Regions from separate parts of the Homo sapiens genome. Here region 2 is linked to region 1. Evidence: read pairs that join two places in POLR2A ChIA-PET (ENCODE). Cell type or tissue: MCF 10A. All regions are shown on one strand.

Region 1 (8,000 bases):
AGTTACCAGGGCCTCCCGGGAATGCAAGCTGAGTGATAGGGCAGTTATCAGGCCTGTTCAGCTCAGACACCCCTGAATGATCAGCGAGACTCAGGGGCCCACACCCACATGAACAGGTATATCCAACCAAAATGCACCTGAGTGTGTCAGTTACTACCAGGTGCCACTATCTGAGTGGCCAGGCAGTGGTACCTGGCAAGTTTACCTGGTACAATACCTGAATATATCAAGCTGCCTCCAAATCAGACCATTATGCCAAATGTCCTGGCAAGAAAGACATACTCCAGGGGGCCAGCTCCTCCAGGGGCCAGCCTAGCTCTGCAGGTTGGTATCTGGCAGTACCTGGTGTAGCCAGGGAAACAAAGGGATTTGTCAGCTGGAATCTGTACTTCCCCAGGCCTACTATTTGCTCCAGGAGCTCTCCCGTGGGTCCCCCGGGGCACTGATATTTCTCAGCATGTCTTCCCTAGGATCCCAGCCATTCATGATCCCACAACTGACTTTGCTCTTAGTCAAACAGCTGGTGACTGAACCTGATCCAATATTTACTCCTGGAAAGAGGGCAAAGGGGCAGGTGTCACTCCAGGCAGCCTGGAACTGCAGTTGGCTGGGTCTGGGGGAAGGGAGGGGAGGGTTTGCTATTTTCTCTGGTGCCAGAGGCTTTCTCAGACCTTAGGTATTCCCCACCTAACCATCTGCCTCCTCTTCCTGACATGGGCTGGGGAGGGGACTGGAAGGGAGCTTTGTCCCCAGGGAACTGTCCCTGAGAGGGGTGAAGCCAAGTAGATGAGGAACCTCAGCCGGGAGGTGAGAAACCCAGACCACCAGCTTGAGAGGACAAGGAGCCTCCCCAGCGGGGGGCTTGCAGGGAAAGGAGGCTGTCCTGCAGGAAGGGGCAGCCTGCAGGATGCCTGCAGGTTTCCCTGAAAGGGGATGGGGAAGAGGAAAGACTGGGGACTGGAGTGAGACCCTCAGTGAGGAATGGAAGCAGGTGGTCCATGAGTACCAGGGCTGGGGCTGCCGCCTCAGAAAGGAGTCAGGCCACGGCCACTCCAGAAATCTGGTGAATCCAGAAAGTTGGTGATTTCCCCACCCTTGGCATTGTAATGGAATTCTCCCTGGTGTGATTAGCAATGAATCTTGGAACTCAAAGTGTGATTTCAGGGAGAGGCAGCCAGGAGCTCTCCCTTACCAGTGCGGCCTCGGGGAGAAGCCCTAGGGACAGTGAATTTGGGGTGCTTCAAAAGCAGCAGGCCCAGGTGGGGTGGGGCTTGCTGAGGAGAGAGGGTGGGGGCAGGGAGGGGGCAGTGGTGTGCTGTCCTGAGGAGAACGGGCTTTGCTATGCACCTACTGTGTGTCAGGCACCTTATATACCAGACTACAGTGAATCTTCAGGACAACACGAAGTCACTGTTGTTAGCCAGTTTTACAGATGAGCAAACTGAGGCTCACAGAGGTTATGTGACTTTCCTAGTCACTCAGTGTGAGGCAGAGCATCCAGGTATGAGTCCCAAGCATGTGTGCCTTTTGTAACAGCTCCAGACCCAGGGAGATTCCAGACCCAGGGAGGGATGCCAGCAGCCTAGCACGGGGCAAGTCAAACTCGGGAGGGTGTCTCTGCCACACCTCAGTGTGCCCATCCTCTGGTGCATGCCTGCTTCCTGGCAGCCCCCAAAGACTCTGAATCAGAGGCAGCGCCGCTCAAGAGAGGACATAGGCTCTGAACTCGGAAGACTCTGGATTCCGATGCTACTCATGAGCAGATGTGACCTTGGGCAAGCCATCCACAAAGAGAACCTCGTCACGCCTTCATCTAAGGTTGTTTCATAATTAAATGAGATAATGCATATAAAACATCTGGCACGGACCACATGTGGTGGCTCACGCCTGTAATCCCAGCAATTTGGGAAGCTGAATGGGGAGGATCACTTGAGCCCAGGAATTCAGGACCAGTCTGGGCAACATGGTGAGACTCTGTCCCTACAAAAAATTTAAAAATTAGCCAGGCATGATGACACGTGTCTGTAGTCCCAGCTACATGGGAGGCTGAGGTGGGAGGATCACTTGAACCGCGGAGGTCAAGTCTGCAGTGAGCCGTGATTGTGCCACTGAACTCCAGCCTGGGTGACGGAGTGAGATTCTGTCTCAAAAAATAAATTCATTAATTAATTTAATTAAATAAAAAACTTGGCACATAGTAGGTGCTTAAGAAATGATAGTTCTCTGCAGGGCTGGCTTCCATGGGCACGCATCATGCAGTCTATCAGGTCCTGTTCTCAGAAGGGCCCCACACTCAGAGGGCCTCCTGCTTGTTTTAATGCTTTATTGTTCTCTTGTTTAAATTCTTAATACTTTTTCAACAAGGAGCCTTGCATTTTCATTTTGCATCAGATCCTGCAAATTATCTAGCCCATCTGGGTTATTGGTGTGGGTTTAGTTCCTTGAATCCAGAAAGGACTACCTGTGACCCACACTATGAAACAAGCCACCATTTCATCATTTCGTGATTTTGTCTGCCCAGGAAATGCTTCTCTGCTTATCCTCCGTGCATCTAGCTGTTGCTTATAAGAAATCAGAGTGAGCCAGACAGAACCACAACTCTCCTTCGGCCCCCAGCACCTCCAGGGAGATGAAAGCAGATCATACCCCTGCTTGTTCTGAGGAGAGGGACTTTTGAGGGAGAATCTTGAGCCCTGGTTTCTGGCAATGAAGGGTGGTCTCCCTGATGCCACCAGCCCAACAGCAAGATACTAAATGCCTCACAAGGTTGGAGGCCCCCAGCTCCCAGGGACTCACATCTTCCACCGGGGCCCAGCAGTGTGCTGTGGCCCCTCCCCGCCCACTAGGGTGAGGGCTGTAGGCCGGGGCAGACACAGAGCTCTGAGCAGCAATGTCAGGAAATGATCACCTTGGGAGGCGTTCCAGGAGCTGGAGCTCAGCCCACCACCTCCCTCCACTACAGCCTGCGTGGAAACATCTGACCTCCACAGTGCCTGCCCCTTACCTGTTCTCAGACTCCTATTCCCAGGGGCCCAGGCGTTTGCTAAATTGGCAGTTTTGACCCATCCACTGACCCCTGAGAAGCATCGCTATAGGGGAAATGAAAATCGGGAGGCTGTCTGTCTTCTCTTTCTTTCTCTCTCTGTCTCTCAAAAGACGATTTAAGCCATTTCTAGGTCTAGCAGCCTTTTGCAAGGACACTGGAGTTGGGGGGTGGTGATGAGGGAGAGGACAGTGGAAGAGGAGGCTGAGGTGCAGCTGCAGGACTTGGGGAGGAGAATCATAGGCTGACTCAAAGATTATGAAATATCTCAGCTAGAAGAGACCTTTGAGAAATTGAGGTCAGAGAGGGAAAGTAAGTTGCCCAAAGTCACAGAGCCAGGACTGGAACATGGGTAACCTAATGCCCAGCCCAGGGGTCTTTCCACTTCACCATTTGACTTCAGGATCAGGGACAAACTGGAGGGGTGAGGGAAGAAGAGAGACTTCACCCCTGTCCACCTGCACCACACACACACACACACACACACACACACACATACACACATTTAGATTTATTCTAGATCCAGTTCCTCCTGGACACTGAGGTGTTAAACCCTAGTCAGGTAAAAAGAACATCAAGGTAAGGAGGTATGTGGCTCTGACCCTACCCTTCCATTGGCATGGCCTCTGAAGTCTGAGGTTCCTGGAATGGCATGGTGTGGTACGTGTCTGCCAGGACCCTTCTCCCAACAGCTGATCTTACGTGACTGGTACCTTTCTGAGTCCCAGACTTAGATCTTGGGGCCTCTTCATAGGAAAGAGGGACTTGGAGGGTTTCCCATTCAGGGATGATTTAAAAGATAATAATATTAGTAGCTAGTATTTATAAGCACATTATATGTGCCAAGTGCTGTTCTAAAAACTTTTCTTATATCAACTAATCTAATATTCACACAACCGTTGGAGATAGATACTATCATTACCCCTATTTTATAGTCAAAGAAATGGAAACACAGACAGGTTAGATAGATTGCCCAAGCCTACACAGCTAGTAAACAGTAGAACTGGGATTTGAACCTAGATACCCTACCCTTTGGGCTCCTAGTTAAGTGCTTCTCGCAATGTAACATCTTGATCCCCATCCAGTGAGGTTTTTGTTTTTGCTTTTGTTTGGAGACAGGAGATCTTGTTCTGTTGCCCAGGCTGGAGTGCAGTGGTATGAACACGGCTCACTGCAACCTCACCCTCCTGGGCTCAAGTGATCCTCCTGCCTCAGCCTCCCAAGTCCCAAGTAGCTGGGAACACAGGTGCACACCACCACACCTGGCTAATTTAAAAAAAAAATTTTGTAGAGACATGGTCTCACCATGTCGCTCAGGCAGGTCTTGAACACCTAGACTCAGGCGGTCTGCCCATCTCAGCCTCCCAAATTGCTGGGATTACAGGTGCGAGCCGCAGAGCCTAGCCTCCAGTGAGTTTTTAGTTGAAAGCTACACATAGTTCTACTTCCGTCTGATTCATCTCCATCTACCTCATCCCTCACTCCCCACACCACCTAGGTGCCAGGCACCACTGCCCAACTAGGAAGTAAATCTGAAGTTTGGGAGATCTGCTTCTCTCTCCTGAGTGCCCCTTTCCTGCCCCTCAGAACACCCCTTAGTGGCATATACTGCCACCTCCTGGCCACCAAAGGTTAAGACTGACCCTGTGTGCGTATTTCAGGACTCTGTCCCTGGTACTCAACTTCTCTCTGGATGATGACATCCTCGCCACAGCTACGTGACCACCTATAGCAAGCTAGTCCAGCCTGCAGCCGGTGGGCTGCATGTGGCCCAGGATGGCTTTGAATGTGGCCTAATACAAATTCATAGGCTTTCTTAAAACATTATGAGATTTTTAAAACCTCATCAGCTATTGTTAGTATATTTTCTATGTAGCCCAAGACAGTTCTTCTTCCAATGTAGCCCAGGGAAGCAAAAAGATTGGATAACCCTGATCTATACTCTGTTGATTCCCAAATGTTTATCTCTCTCTGTTTTTAAGAGTCTCGCTCTGTTGCCCAGGTTGAAGTGCAGTGGTGCGATCTCGGCTCACTGCAACATCCACCTCCCAGGTTCGAGTGATTCTTGTGCCTCAGCCTCCCAAGTAGCTGGGGTTACAGGTGCGTGCCACCACGCCCGGCTAATTTTTGTATTTTTTAGTAGATACAGGGTTTCACCATGTTGGCCAGGCTAGTCTCAAACTCCTGACCTCAATGGATCCACCTGCCTCGGCCTCCCAACGTGCTGGGTTTACAGGCATGAGCCACTGTGCCAGGCCCCAAATGTTGATCTCTTTAGAGATCCAGGTCTATCCTGATGCAAATGCAAATGGCTCGAGCCCTCCAGTACCTGTAACTTCCCTCAAGTCACAGGGCTACAAAACGCAGAGCTGGAACCAGACCCCGGGGCACCTGGATACTTACTCAGTGCTCACATCACAGCACCACACTGCTTCTCCAACACTAGCATGAAACATGGACACAATGAGTGCCCAGAGAGGGAAAGGATAAAGATCACATGCTGGCTGGTGGGAGAGTCAGGATTTAGATCCAAGTTAGAGCGGTGGCAAAACAAGTCTGCTTTCTCTAGCGTGCCATGTCTGTTCTGCGGGTTTGCAGAAGGCAAATAGCTCTTTTTTTCTTTCTTTTTTTTTTTTCTGAGACAGAGTCTCACTCTGTTACCCAGGCTGGAGTGCAATGGCACAACCCTGGCTCACTGCAACCTCCGCCTCCCAGGTTCAAGCGATTCTCATGCCTCAGCCTCCCAAGTAGCTGGCGTTACAGGCGTCCACCACCAGGCCTGGCTAATTTTTTTTTGTATTTTTAGTAGAGATGGGGTTTCGCCATGTTGGCCAGGCTGGTCTTGAACTCCTGACCTCAGGTGATCCACCTGCCTTGGCCTCCCAAAGTGTTGGGGTTACAGGTGTGAGCCACTGTTTTAAGAGCAAATGGCTCTTAAAACACACAGATGTTGAGGTGAGGTGTGAGGCAAGCTGAAGGATGGGTGACCGTCGGTGGTCGGAAAAGTCTTTGTGGCTGAGGAGTGAGGGCAAAGGGGCATGTGCTGGCACTTCCTGCGGCCGACTGTGACAATGGAATGAAAAGTCCCCTGGAAGGGAGGACAGAGAGTTGAGGGCAGGACCTTGGGTTCTGGCATCACAGAGGGCACTGGAAGAAGAAATGGAACAAGGGAAAGGGACTTGAAACAGTCACACGAGAGGAGCTGAAGTATCAATACTTCAGAGATGGACTCCTGCATCTTAGGGCAGGGATCGGGAAATCACTGCCTGCCTCTGTTTTTGGACCGCCTGAAAGCTAAGAATGGTTTTTACTTTCTTACACGGCTGAAAAAAAAATCCAAAAAGAAAAACAATCTTTCATGACACATGACAATTTATAAAAACTGGAATTCTAGTGTCTATAAATAAAGTTTTATTGGAACGCTGCCGTGCTCATTCACTTATGCATTGTCTGTGACTGCTTCCTGCTACAACGGCAGAGTTGAGTAGCTGCAACAGAAACCACAGGGCCCACAAAGCTTAAAATGTTTATTATCCCACCCTTTACAGAAAAGCTTGCCAACCCTACCTCAGAGGATAAGGGTCATGGGCCACAGGTTTGGCCCCCATGTTGGAAGGGAAGTTCAAGCTGCAGACAGAGACAGAGGGGAAGGGGGTGGGTTTTCAGGAGGCCTTTGTCAGAACACCAGCTGTCCTGATTTTCTTTTCTTTCTTTCTTTTTTCTCTTTTTTTTTTATTTTGAGATGGGGCCTCACTATGTTGCCCAGGCTGGTCTCGAACTCCTGGGCATAAGCGATCCTCCTGCCTCGGCCTCGCCTCTCAAAGTGCTGGGATTATAGGCATCAGCCACCGTGCCTGGCTTTCTTGACAATGAGCCCACATCCTCCACACCCCCGGCTCCATGAGACCTGGCCTAGAGGGACTCAGACCCCCACTCCACACACACTCTGGTGTGGAGAGGAAGCCCAGCCCCAACATTATGGCTTTGAGTGATTCCATACCCTCTAAGCCTTAGGATCCACCTCTGTAAGATGAGAATAATAATGCAAACCTTGAAAGGTTGTTGAGAATTCCAAAAGATAACAAAGTTCATGCCACAGTTGTTGGTGCCAGATGGCGTTCTGCAATCTGTAGATCTTGCTGCTGTTAGGCCAGGCAGCCCGCAGCCAGCTTCTGAAGCCCGCAGGCTTCAGAAGTGGGTGCACCTCCTAACTATGTCCACTAGAGGGCAGGAAGTCCCTGCTGGCGGCCAGGAGGGTGTCAGATGGAGCTGGTCCGCAGGTCCCCCTTCCTGGGGAGAGGTGCCCTCCCCTGCTGTTTACAACCCTGGCCTTTGATCAGCTTCTGTTCTCCCCATGGCCTGCTGAGGGCCAGACGGGTGCACAGCCTCCCGCTGGGGGCGGGCCAGGCTTCCTTCTTGCCCTTTCGCCTCTCCCACTGGCAGGCCAGACTGAGGCCAGGCCACTGGATACACACTCCTTGGCCAGTCTATTTGCAGAGTTTTGCAAAGCCCTTCCATGCACATTGCCTTATGTGCTCCTCCAACAGCCCAGGGATGCAGGCAGAGCAGGTAACATGATACCCCTTCATCGAGGTGAGGAAACCAAAGCTCAGAGAGGCTAAGTGACTTCTCCAAGATCCCACGGCGGGTGAGCAGGGTGGCTGGGATCGTAGCTGGTGTCTTCTCCTCCTCCTCCTCCTCCTCCTCCTCCTCCTCCTTCTTCTCCTTCTTCTCCTTCTTCTCCCTCTCCTTCTCCTTCTCCTCCTCCTTCTTCTTCTCCTTCTCCTCCTCCTCCTTCTTCTTCTTCTCCTTCTTCTCCTCCCTCTCCTGCTCCTTCTCCTTCTCCTCCTCTTCCTCCTTCTTCTTCTCCTTCTTCTTCCTTTTTTTTTTTTTTTTTTTTTGAGACATAGTTTCACTTTTGTTGCCCAGGCTGGAGTGCAATGGCCTGATCTCGGCT
Region 2 (8,000 bases), 91 kb after region 1:
TACAATGAACTCAAACAAATTTACAAGAAAAAAACAAACAACCCCATCAAAAAGTGGGCAAAGGATATGAACAGACACTTCTCAAAAGAAGACATTTATGCAGCCAAAAGACACATGAAAAAATGCTCATCATCACTGGCCATCAGAGAAATGCAAATCAAAACCACAATGAGATACCACCTCACAGCAGTTAGAATGGCAATCATTAAAAAGTCAGAAAACAACAGGTGCTGGAGAGGATGTGGAGAAATAGGAACACTTTTACACTCTTGGTAGGACTGTAAACTAGTTCAACCATTGTGGAAGTCAGTGTGGCGATTCCTCGGGGATCTAGGACTAGAAATACCATTTGACCCAGCCATCCCATTACTGGGTATATACCCAAAGGACTATAAATCATGCTGCTATAAAGACACATGCACACGTATGTTTATTGCGGCACTATTCACAATAGCAAAGACTTGGAACCAACCCAAATGTCCAACAATGATAGACTGGATTAAGAAAATGTGGCACATATACACCATGGAATACTATGCAGCCATAAAAAATGATGAGTTCATGTCCTTTGTAGGGACATGGGTGAAATTGGAAATCATCATTCTCAGTAAACTATCGCAAGGACAAAAAACCAAACACCACATGTTCTCACTCATAGATGGGAATTGAACAATGAGAACACATGGACACAGGAAGGGGAACATCACACTCTGGTGACTGTTGTGGGGTGGGGGGGGGGAGGGATAGCATTAGGAGATATACCTAATGCTAAATGACAAGTTAATGGGTGTAGCACACCAGCATGGCACATGTATACATATGTAACTAACCTGCACATTGTGCACATGTACCCTAGAACTTAAAGTATAATAATAATTTAAAAAAGGAAAAAAAAAGACAAAAATACTATAATAAAAGATGCTTCTATCACACCTATTACTCAGGAAATTACAAGGGCTTCAGGAGCTCTGTGCCAGGAGGGGGAACAGAAGACCAAGTGTATATTTCTTATTGTATCACATCACAAGGGTGAACCTCAAATTGGATTTGTCTGATTTTTCCTTTTGATTAGTATTAGAGGCCATGCGTTCTCGGCAGGAATTCTTTAGAAATGGCGCTGTGCTCTTCTCATTACATCGCCGTGGGACAAACAATGTCACTGTGTCCCACTGCTAGTAATGTTAACCTTAATTACCTGGAAAAGTTGGTGTTTGTCAGGCTTCTTGGCCAGGCATAGTGGCTCACGCCTGTAATCCCAACACTTTGGGAGGCCAAGGCAGGTGGATTGCTTGAGCTCAGGAGTTCAATAGTGGGCAACATAGTGAGACCTCTTCTCTACAAAAAAACATAAAAATTAGCTGGGCATGGTGGCACGTGCCCGTAGTCCCAGCTACCTGGGAGACTGAAGTGGGAGGATGGTTTGAGCCTGGGAGATTGAGGCTGCAGTGAGATTGCACCTTTGCACTCCAGTCTGGGTTGACAAAGCGACCCTGTGTCAAAACAAAATAAAACAAAAACCCCAAAACATTATTTTTGCCTTTGTAATTGAACAGCATTCTGTGGGGAGATATTCTGAAATGACACCAACATATTGTTCCTCACAGACCCTCACTCGTTAGCCTTAGCATCTGTAGAGCACTCTGCCTGAATCAGCTTCCACTGTGGTGATGGCCTATTGAGATTTTCTATTTCTATCAGTCCTTCTTCATTTATTAGTTGGCATTCTACTGTAAGAAGCATTTTCCTTTCTCCCTATTCATTCAATAACTCACTCACTCACTCATTCATTCATGTAAGTATGAATTCATTGATTTCTTTTCATCCAATGGGTTGTATCCACTGACATCACTATTTTCATACTCAAATCCTCCCAGATTTGGCTAGTAGGAGCCCCTTCAAGATAGATACTGTGTCCTTTGACATGTCCTCATCATTATTTGAGCACTTCCTTGGTTTCTGGCACAAAAGATGTTTCAGACTCATCTTATACTTTTCCTGCCCCAGGAGCCTTGATTCCTTTCACAAGATGTTTGGTGTTTCACAAGGTGTTTGGAAACCAAGATCTAGGCCTTCAGTGAGCACCTTTCTACTGGGTCTCATTGCTTCTAGGCCCTTTTCAGTGGACAGAGCTAGAAAATAAATGTATGTATCTGTATACGTATACACACATACATCTCTATTTTTATGTAAATTAAAAACTGTGAGTTTCTATTTATCTCCAATTGCAATCTAACAACCCAATGTTCTTTCTAATCATTCACTTTTATAAAATCACTTATCTGACAGTGATTCCATTATCCTCTGATTATAGATTCCATTAGCCTCACTGTGTGTACATTTTCACTTAGCTTTCTATTTTTTTTTTTTTTAGATGGAGTCTCGCTCTGTTGCCCAGGCTGGAGTGCAGTGGTGTGATCTCAGCTCACTGCAATCTCCACCTCCTGGATTCGAGTAATTCTCCTGCCTCAACCTCCCGAGTAGCTGGAACTACAGGCTTGCACCACCACACTCGGCTAATTTTTGTATTTTTAGTAGAGATGGGGTTTCACCATGTTGGCCAGGCTGGTCTTGAACTCCTGACCTCAGGTGATCCACCCGCCTTGGCCTCCCAAAGTGCTGGGATTACAAGCGTGAGTCACCACACTCAGCCTCAATTTTCTAATTTTCTCAGTGTAACTAATCACCCAGTCACAATAACCACTTTCTTCTCTGTATCACCCGTAACTATGTCCGTGACCACGGAACATACCAACACCCCCTTGCAGCCCCTACTACAAGAGAGCCCTCTTCCTTCCCCTCACTGTCCCTCTTCCTTGCCCCAGGGCACACTAATGTGTCCATGCTGGTCCCCCTACCCCTCCCACTGCTCTAATTCTTCTACTACCAGGCAGGCAGAAACCCTCCACAACCTCACCACTCCATTTCTTGGCCTCCAGGCATGCCAACACTTCTGTGTCCATGTCCCTTCTGCCTCTTTTCTTAGTGTGTAGAGCATACTGACACCCCAGGGGACGATAAGGAAGGGAAGGAAAACTTCACGTCTCATTTTTGCTTCCAAATTTTAAGTGTATTTCAATGTCTTTCTGCCAAAACTTTAATGGGATTTTAACTCTCTGTGCCTCAATTTCTATTGTTGCTTATGAGATACCTTGTAAGCCTACAATAGCATGTGCAGGGCCCACCCCAAAGGCTGCCACCAGCAGGCCTAGTGTATCATGGGAATATATATTAAAGGACTACCATTAAGTAGTGTGTGATTCAAGTTGTATATACAGGTTTTAGAAGACCTGATGTTAGACATCTCTCTGATAGTTTCTTAATTAATTGAAAAACTTCCTTATTCCCAGTAGTAGTTGTATATTCAAGTTGGGTCAAAGTGAAGAGAAAATTACATAGTGTCTGAACTACTTAATAAGCCCTTTCTTCTTACCTTTGACGTGTGCTAAGGGAGCTGCTAAATGCCATCTTTACAAGGAATGTAATTTAACATTCTTCCTGTAAAAATATTGACCTCCTGGTAGATATGATCAATATATCTTGATCTTATTGATGAAATGTTGATTTCTTTTCTGTGTAATAGAACCCAGTTTTTGAAATTCAAGAGCAGCAGGAGGAAATAGTGGAACCAAACACTGATTATAATGATTCCAAGATGATAATAAGGGTAAACTTACTTATTTTCATAAAACTGAGTTATGAGCAGTGGTGTTCTCCTGTAGAAAAAAATATGGATTTGTTTAGAAAACTCAGCTTTCTTTTCTTTTTCATCTAAGAATACACCAATATTGGCTTTAGCTAAATTATACTTTGCTTTGTGAGTAGGGATCTATGTCTTCATTTTAGGAAGAGGAGTTTCCTGTTGTACCTCCCATATGAGCACCCTTGAGTTATTTTTAATCTCTTGAGACTTGTCAGGGCTTCGTAAGCACTAGGCATTATTCATTACAATTCATGAGTCCAGGAATGATTTATTATAGATAATTTTTCTTCTTGAGACAGGGTCTCACTCTATCTCCCAGATTGAAGTGCAGTGGTGTGATCATAGCTCTCCATAGCCTCGACCTCCTGGGCTCAGACTTCTGAGCAGCTAAGACTACAGGTGTGTGCCACCACACCCTGCTAATTTTTACATTTTTTGTGGAGATGAGGTCTTGCTGTGTTGCCCAGCCTTCTTGGAGGAGACTATGTGATTTATCTCACAGATGAGGACACAGGCAGAAAGGGAATATGACTTGCCCAAGACCACATAGAGGATTAGAGGAAAATTGGAAATAGAAATCTAGTGGCCTAATTTCCATTCTGTTGCCCTCTCCATTATATCAAAAGGCCACAGGGGAGGAAAAAAAGACCAGGCACCTGAGTGATGAAATAGCTCCCCTCAGTGTCCTTTCCATGGTATTACAGAAGGACTCGGGACATCTGTTTTCCCGCGGAAGCAAAGGCTCGTCTTTCTGATGATTGCTACGTAGTGAGAGTCCATGGGAGGCACTTCTTGGTGAACCTTCCAATCACAAACTAAAACCATGGCACAGAAATCAGCACAGTTAGAAATGGGCTGACATATGCAGATTGGTAGCTGGAATTTGCCCAAGTGGGGAGGAAAAAACTGTGTCTGAAAATCTTTTAAAATAAAATACATTATGCATATGAAAAGGAATAAAGAATTACGTAATGAGAAGTTGGATTCCCACCCAAAAGATTGAAAAATAAATCATTGCTGAATCAGCTGAAGCCCCCAGTGTATCCCTCTTGGGACATCTTCCTTTTCCCCCATGGCAACCACTAACCTGAATTTTCTACTTATCCTTCTTTCCCTTTTCTTTATAGCATCCACAAACTTTAGTTCAGTTTTTCATGATTTTGTATTTCATTTAAATGATATTATACTGCAGGTTTTCTTCTGCAGCTTCCCTTACCATGCAGCATCATGCTGTGAGCTTACATGGTCATTATTGGTAGCTTTAGTTCATTTATTTTCACTGCTATATAGAATTATTGGAGAAGTATTTTTATTCATTCCCTATTTGTTGGACATTTGGATCATTTTCAAATTTTTCTAACACAAACAATGCTGTTACAAACTTTGTGGTACAGGACCCAGTGTTTATATGTGTAAGAATTTTTTTTTCTGATTGCATGAATGTACCTACAAGTAGGACTGCTGAATGGAAGGGGTCTACACATGTTCAACTTAAGAGATTATATTAAATTGCTCTACAACATGGTTGCACCATTTTTTGCTTCCCCCAGTAATATATTAAGAACTCCAGGGGCTGGGCATGGTAGCTAATGCCTATTATCCCAGCACTTTGAGAGTCCAAGGTGGAAGGAGTTCAAATAAGGAGTTCAAGACCAGCCTGGGTAACATAGCAAGACCCTGTCTCTAAAAATAAAATTTAAGAAAACAATCAGCTGAGCATAGTGGTGCCCAGCTGCAATCCTTGCTTATCAGGAGACTGAGGCAGGAGGATGGCTTGAGCCTGGGAGTTCAAGGCTACAATGAGCTTTGATCCTGCCACTGCATTCTAGCCTGGGCGACAGAGCAAGATCCTGTCTTAAAAAAAAAACAAATGCTCCATTGTTCTAAATCTTCTTCAGAATTTAGCGTTGCTAGATTTATTTTTGTCAGTGTGGTGGGTGTAAGATGGTATTTTATTATTGCAATTTTTATGTATTTTATTATTAATAAGTTTGGGCATCTTTTCACATTTATTGGTCATTTGTGTTTTCTCATCTGTGAAATGCCTATTCATGTCTTTTGCCCATTTTTTATTAGGTTGTTTACCTTTTTCTTTTTAATTTATAGAAGCTCGTTATATATTGTGGTTACCAATCTTTTGCTAGCTATATGTGTAGCACGTATCTTCCAGTAGTTTTGGTTTGTCTTTTTACTCTCTTCTTGGTGCCTTTTAAAAATTAGATGTGCTAATATTTGTAGTTTTTATTTTGAAGCAATTTCTTTCTCTTTTTTTTCTTTTTTTTTTTTTTGAGACAGAATTTCGCTCTTGTTGCCCAGGCTACATTGCAATGGCATGATCTTGGCTCACCGCAACATCCATCTCCCAGGTTCAAGCAATTCTCCTGGCTCAGCCTCCTGAGTAGCTGGGATTACAGGCATGCACCACCAAACCTGGCTAATTTTGTATTTTTAGTAGAGACAGGGTTTCTCCATGTTGGTCAGGCTGGTCTCAAACTCCCAACCTCAGATGATCCGCCCACCTCAGCCTCCCAAAGTGCTGGGATTACAGGCATGAGCCACCATGGCCAGCCTATTTTGAAATAATTTCAAAATTACAGAAAGTTTCCAACAAAGAATTCTTACGTGGTCATGTTGAATCTAACCATACCCAAATTTACAGGTGGTTAAGATTTTTCCATCGGTGTTTTACAATTTTATCTATCTTTTTTCCTTGCCCTATTTCAGATCCAACTGCAGACATCATGTTTTTTTGACCTCTGCCCAAAATTTCAGTATGTATTTCCTTAGAATAAAGACATAATATCACTTATATAATCACAGTACAATGACAAGAATCAAGATTTTTAAAAACTGAGATGACATTTACACAATATAAAATTAACTTTTTTTTTTTTTTGAGAAGGAGTCTCACTGTGTCACCCAGGCTGTAGTGCAGTAGGGCGATCTCGGCTCACTGCAACCTCTGCCTCCCTGGTTCAAGCGATTCTCCTGTCTCAGCCTCCAGAGTAGTTGGGATTACAGGTGCACGTCACCACACCCGGCTAATTTTTGTATTTTTAGTAGAGACAGGGTTTCACCACGTTGGTCAGGTTGGTCTCAAACTCCTGACCTCGTGATCTGCCTGTCTCGGCCTCCCAAGGTGCTGAGATTACAGGCATGAGCGAGACTGGGTCTCAAAATAAAATAAATAAATCAATAGGCCAGACTTGGTGGCTCATGCCTGTAATCCCAGCACTTTGGGAGGCCAAGGCGGGTGGATCACCTGAGGTCAGAAGTTCGAGTCCAGCCCAGCCAACATGGCAAAACTTCATCTCTACTAAAAATACAAAAATTAGCTGGGTTTGGTGGTGGGCACCTGTAATCCCAGCTACTTGGGAGGCTGAGGCATGAGAATTGCTTGAACTCGGGAGGTGGAGGTTGTGGTGAGCCGAGATTGTGCCATTGCACTCCAGCCTGGGCAACAAGAGGGAAACTCCATCTCAAAAAATTAATTAATTAATTAATTAATTAATTAAATAAACAAATAATACAGTTCACAATCCAGTGGCATCTAGTACATTCAAAATGCTGTGAAACCACCACCTCTATTTTAGTTCCAAAACATTTTTGTCACCCTAAAATAAAACCAATACCCATTAAGCGGTTACCCGCCAGTCGCTCTACCCCCCACCCCACCCCACCCCACCCCTGCAGCAGCTATTAATCTGCTGTTTTAATGGATTTACTTCTTCTGGAGATTTCACATAAATGGAATCATTCAATGTGTGATGTTTTGTGTTTCACTTCTTTCGCTTCATATAAGGTTTTTGAGGTTCATCTATGTTGTCCATGTATTTGCGTCAGCACTTCATTCCTTTTTATGGCTGAATTATATTCCATTATATGTATATACCACAATTTGTTTATTCATTCATCCATTGATGGACATTTGGGTTGTTTCTACCTTTTGGCTGTTGTGAACAGTGCCACTATGAACATTCATGTTCAAGTATTTGAGTACCTGATTTCCATTTTTTTTTTTTTTTTGGCTAGGTACCTAGGAGTGGAATTGCTGGGTCATATAATAATTCTATATCTGACTTTCGGAGAAAGTACCAAACTGTGTTCCGCAGTGGCTGGGCCATTTTACGTTACCACTAACAATGTATGAGGTTTGCAGTTTCTACACATCCTTGCTAACACTTGCTATTTTCCTTTTTTTTTTTTTAAGACAGAGTCTCTCTCTGTCACCCAGTCTGGAGTGCAGTGGCACGATCTCGGCTCACTGCAACCTCTGCCTCTTGGGTTCAAGGGATTCTCC

The links. ChIA-PET counts read pairs that join two places held together with the same protein. Peaks named below come from ENCODE experiments on the same cell type or tissue, not always from the same donor. Only the 100,000 strongest peaks of a DNase experiment are listed, where the experiment ranks them.
Region 2: POLR2A ChIA-PET joins it to region 1 with 13 read pairs; 11 of 35 experiments call an interaction of 5 or more read pairs at or near these places.

The regions. Positions count from the first base shown.
Region 1 is chr1:205,484,950-205,492,949 of GRCh38, reverse strand. No RefSeq gene overlaps it. Among named protein-coding and RNA genes, the nearest start is that of TRK-TTT8-1, 15 kb to the right of the region's middle. RefSeq lists an enhancer at 1,466-2,117. In MCF 10A, CTCF peaks have their summits at 4,639 (motif pointing left) and 7,259 (motif pointing right); DNase peaks (open chromatin) are centred at 4,669 and 7,269.
Region 2 is chr1:205,393,583-205,401,582 of GRCh38, reverse strand. The region is part of intron 4 of LEMD1 (LEM domain containing 1); the gene reads left to right. Among named protein-coding and RNA genes, the nearest start is that of LEMD1-AS1, 24 kb to the right of the region's middle. In MCF 10A, a CTCF peak has its summit at 4,369; a DNase peak (open chromatin) is centred at 4,382.